Regions from separate parts of the Homo sapiens genome. Here region 2 is linked to region 1. The links are chromatin loops, found by intact Hi-C in ENCODE. Cell type or tissue: psoas muscle. All regions are shown on one strand. Region 1 overlaps NFATC2 (nuclear factor of activated T cells 2). Region 2 has its middle 4.5 kb from the start of NFATC2.

Region 1 (2,500 bases):
GGGAGGCCAAGGTGGGCAGATCACTTGAGGTCAGAACTTCGAGACCAGCCTGGCCAAGGTGGTGAAACCCCATCTCCACTAAAACTACAAAAAAAGTTAGCTGGGCGTGGTGGTACGTGCCTGGAATCCCAGCTACTTGGGAGGCTGAGGCAAGAGAATTGCTTGACCTGGGAGGTGGCGGTTGCAGTGAGTTGAGATTGCACCACTGCCCTCAAGCCTGGGTGACACAGCAAGACTCTGTTTCAACAATAAAAATAAATTTAAATTTAAGAAATAACAGGCCGGGCAGGGTGACTTATGCCTGTAATCCCAGCACTTTGGGAGGCTGAGGCTGGCAGATCACCTGAGGTCAGGAGTTTGAGACCAGCCTGGCCAACATGATGAAACCCCATCTCTGCTAATAATACAAAAAAAAAAAAAAAAATAGCTGGGCATGATGGCACGCACCTGTAATCCCAGCTACTTGGGAGGCTGAGGCAGGAGAACTGCTTGAACCCGGTAGGCAGAAGTTGCAGTGAGTCGAGATCGCGCCACTGCACTCCAGCCTGGATGACAGAGCGAGACTCTGTCTCAAAAAACTAAAAATAAATAGCAGACAATTACAAATGCTATAAAGACTACAGATTGCAGGCACAACATATACACATTTTTAAAAATATTATAAAACGCCCACACCAAGAAGCAATTTAGGGTTCACACGTAAAAGTAACATTCTAATTTTGGGACTTTGAGCAAGACACTTAATTTCTTTGCCTCTGTTTTTCATCTATAAAATGGGAATATCACAGCACTAACCTCACTGGGCTGCCTGCAGATTAAATGAGCTAATCCATGGGCCTGCGTGGCATCTCATCAGGACTCAGTGAATGTTAGTTGTGTTTATTTTTATTGCTAAACTTCATGAGACCACAAAGCAGGAATCACTCCCGTTTTAGAGTAGAAGACATTGATCCTCCCAGAGGAGAAGGAATAAGCTTGGGAGCTCACAGCAAATGGACAAGCAGAATTTGGACCTACACTGGGGGATTCCGCTACCCCATGGGACCCTCTGCAGTGAAACGGAGGACTTCGTGGGAAAGACACCGGCCAGCCCAGGCAAGAAGGTTCCTCCCATTGGTCATCGTTCTGGCCCGAGCACTGAGCAACCCTGGCCTTGGCGCTCCAGCTGCTGTCAGCCCTTCTTGTCTCTGTATCAGGCCCCATCCTTGGCTGTGAGCCTGGTCTGGCTGGGCCTGGCTTGGCCCAGAATGTGCTGCCGACTCAGGCATCTCCCGGGAGAGGCTGTGAGCAGGGCCAGCAGACAGGCCCCTCAGCCTCCACTCTGGCTGTTCCCTGGGTCTTCCCTGGGAAGTGGGAGAGTGGAGGGGAACCAAAATCTCCCCTAGTGTGGGGCTCACCTCTTTGAGGGAACCACTGAGGTCCACAGCAAGGGAGTGGGGTATGATGTGTGCAAATGCATGAGACACACAGTGAGTGACAAAGTTGTAGCTGTGGGCCTCGGTGGCGGGGGGCCTCAGCTTCAGCTTTCTCATATGGAGAAATGCAGCAGCACGGCCCCTCCTGTGAGACTTTCCTATCTCATCCACTCCACAGGACATCAGGGAGAGTAGGAGCTGCTGTCTCTCCTCCCATCAGATCATTACTCTACCATTCCAATGTACTAACAGGCACCCTCTTCAGAATATTCTCAGTCCAAAACCTGATGAGCTCTGGATCACTGAGGAACCCAGGCAGCCGGGACAGAGAAAAGAAGATGGCTTTAACCCCAGCTCTGCCCCTGCCTTGCCAGCCGTGGGACTGCAGCAAGTCACTCATCCTTCGGAGCCTCAGCCTGCAGGCGCCCACACCCTGCAAGGGTGCTTTTCTGTGCCTCCATCACTGGCATATTATCAAATGCTTCGAACAAATGAACTGAGCAAACGTTTAAGATGGGCCTTCTGAGGTTATGATGAGGATGGAAATGAGTTAACCTCAGTGCATCTGTGGGTACATCGTAGGTGTTCAGAAGGGCACTCTGCCTTCCCAGCTCCCTCATAAGTAGCCCAGTAAAGGGCCGGGTAGGTAACTATTTCAATCAGCAAAGAAGCCACCCCAATCCTGGGCTCTCCAAAAAAAAACAACTTTCCTCCACTCACTCATCAGGTGGCCCACCCCACTGGGCCAGATAACTATTGGGGTTCCTTCCCAGCAGCAGGGTATGTTGCAGGCTGTCTGCTCGACTCTCCTCTCACACCGGCCTACTGCTGCCTGGGTTTCAGACTCCTGCAGTGACAGGGTGGCAGCCAGAGGTACGTAAAGCCTGCTTTACAGAACTACGGGAGGGCTGCAGGCAAGACAATGAGATCCGTCCACACTGGGCCACCACAAAGGCCACCACAAAGGAGGCACTTGAGTTACCCTGTGGGATCACGTCTGGCACTTACTGTGTGAGACACACACGCATTTAACCGCCACCCTGAGGGAGGTACTATTATTCTCCCCATTTTACAGATAGGGAAAG
Region 2 (2,500 bases), 84 kb after region 1:
ATCCTTAGAGTTTTCTTTAAGGGTCCTCCACCCTGAGGCTTACCCTGGCCACCCAAATGCTATGGCAAGAACCTAAATTCTTACCCCAATTCCACTTCCTCTTCAGATACCCAATGATAAAATGAGATATTAAAGGGAAGATCACTTTGCAACTGATCAAGTGCTACAAAAATTTCAGCCTGAGGCAGGACCGTTCAGGACAGTCTAACTGCCTTTGTTGTCCCTCTGAACAGTGGATATATTTTCAAAGCTTCTAGGATTTGGAGTCTGGACTATTGTAGTCAGAGTTCTTTAAAAGGAAGTGCTTCAGACTAGGTGCCAACCCATAAAAGAGTTTCTGCTGGACAGTGGGGAGTAAAAGGGTCTTCTTCCCTAAAGGTTACCTTGAAGGGTGGGAGTTTGGGCTGGGGGAAAGGCATATTTTCAATTCAAAAATAAATAATCTGTGCTCTTAGGAACAAGGTCCAGGAGCAGAATGCATGAGCTTTATGCATCGAGAGTGACTCTGGGAGGTGGAGGGATGGAGGTGGGATGGTGATCTTCACAGGGCATCGCTGTCAACTTTCTCTCTATCCTGTGTCTGACCTCCTTTGGACACCCTGGCCTCTGAGTTTTTCCCCAGCCTCTCCAACCGAAGTGCAACAGAAAGCTAGTGAAGCCACTGAGACTTTGAAACTTCTAGCACACATTGGTACTATTTGACCCTGGCCCAGGAACTCAGCTCCCTTCAACATGCACTTAACCCACAGTCTAATTACAGACTGAGGTATGTGCCGTGAAAGGCAAGGAGAATGTGTTACAGAGCTTATGTCAAGGAAACCTGACGTAGACAGGGAATTCAGATAAGGCTGCCCTAGGGAGGCGATGTTTAAGCTGGGACTGGAAGGTTGGTAGAAGTTAGTTAGGGAATGATGAGGGGAGGTACTAACAGAGCGATGAGGGAGTATGTGTAAAGGCTCTGAGGCAGGAGGAAAGTATGAAACGATGGAGGACCCGAAAGAAGACAGGAGTGGCAGGTGCTCAGGGAAGGATGAGAAGATGGTGTAAGATCAGGCTGGGAGGTAAGTGGGGCCCAGGAGACCATGTTGAGAGTTTGGGACCTGAAAGCAATTGGGAACAACTGGAGAGTGTTAGGCAGCACATGACAGAATCATAGACGAGTTTTTAGATGATGGCTCTGGGTTCTCTGAGGATGAGAAATTGCAGGGGCAAGGGTTGAAGCCGGAGGACCAAGTAGATGGTTCTTATAGCCGTCCAGGAAAGAGATAATGGGGGCGTAGACTACAGAGACAAGTGGTAGCCATAGAGATAAGAAAATGTGGAAGGATTCACAAGACTCATAGACTGTCATCCTTTGGTCCCTCTGTGAGTTACCTCTCTTCCTCTTCTAGGCTTCCTTAAAATGGAGCATAATTTGGGTCCACCTGGATAGAAACAGTCAAGAAGCACTGACTCCCGAAACGCCTTCAAGAAGCTCCTCCTACCACCCAAGGTGGCTCTGCGTCCCCAGGCTGCTTCAAGATGGCCCTGGAGTTACCCACCACCTACAGCTCTGCCTTCCTTTCCACCTTCTGGTAGAAAGCTCATTTTTATCTACAACCTGGGCCTCTCCACAGAAATCCAGGCTTGTATATCCAATGACGACCCAACATCTCCACGGGAGCATCTAACAGGCACCTCAGTGTGAATGTGTCCAAAACCAAACCCTACGTCTCCAGCTGTTCCTGCCTCACTGTGCCTCAACTCAAGTATTGCTCTGCCTGTAATCCAGTTCTCCAATCAAACACCAAAGAGTGGTTCTTGAGTCCTCGCCTTTTCTCATGCCCACGTGCAAACCCTCAGCAAAAGCAGGCAGTTGCACCAAATGTAACCCAAAGCCACCCATTTCTCACTAACTTCACTGTTCTTCCTCCCACCTCCCAAGAATTCAGGCCTTCATTATTTCTTACTTGGACAACTGCAGAAGCCTCCTCCCTGGACTTGCTACTTCTACTTTTGCCCCTATGTGGAGCAACCAGAGGGAGCCTTTAAAAAATATACATCTGATAAACCCTCCAGTGGCTTCCCATTAAATTAAAATTAAATACAAAGCCCTTGGTCTGCAAGGCCCTACGTAAGCTACGTCCCACCTGACTCTCCTTGGGTATCATCTCCTGCCATTCTCCCCTTCTCTTACTCCCTCTGCCACCCTGATCGTCCGCCTGTTCCTTGATAACGCCCACATGACCCCACCCCAGGGCCTTTGTACTTACTGTTCCCTCAGATATTGCCTGGCCACTACCTTACTTTGTTCATTTCACAGCTCAAAAGTCACCTGTTAGAGACCTTCCCTGCCTGTCCTAATAAAAATCGCATCCCCCGGCATTCTCTGTCTCCTCACCCTGCTTCATGTTCCTCATTGCCCTTTCCGCTATGGTGTATTTTATTCATATGTATATTTCTTTTATTGCCTGTTCCTTTCACTTGAATGCAGTCCCCACAAGGGCAGGGATATTTGTCT

The links. Peaks named below come from ENCODE experiments on the same cell type or tissue, not always from the same donor. Only the 100,000 strongest peaks of a DNase experiment are listed, where the experiment ranks them.
Region 2: it touches region 1 in a loop (2.3-fold over the local background); 17 of 110 quality-filtered maps call a loop at or near these places.

Annotation. Positions count from the first base shown.
Region 1 is chr20:51,461,874-51,464,373 of GRCh38, forward strand. All of the region lies in intron 5 of NFATC2 (nuclear factor of activated T cells 2), which reads right to left. Among named protein-coding and RNA genes, the nearest start is that of MIR3194, 10 kb to the left of the region's middle. RefSeq lists an enhancer at 729-1,689. In psoas muscle, no CTCF peak of the experiment used is centred here; a DNase peak (open chromatin) is centred at 1,208; H3K27ac peaks cover 398 bases.
Region 2 is chr20:51,545,960-51,548,459 of GRCh38, forward strand. It overlaps a transcript of NFATC2 not described here. Among named protein-coding and RNA genes, the nearest start is that of NFATC2, 4.5 kb to the left of the region's middle. In psoas muscle, no CTCF peak of the experiment used is centred here; no DNase peak of the experiment used is centred here.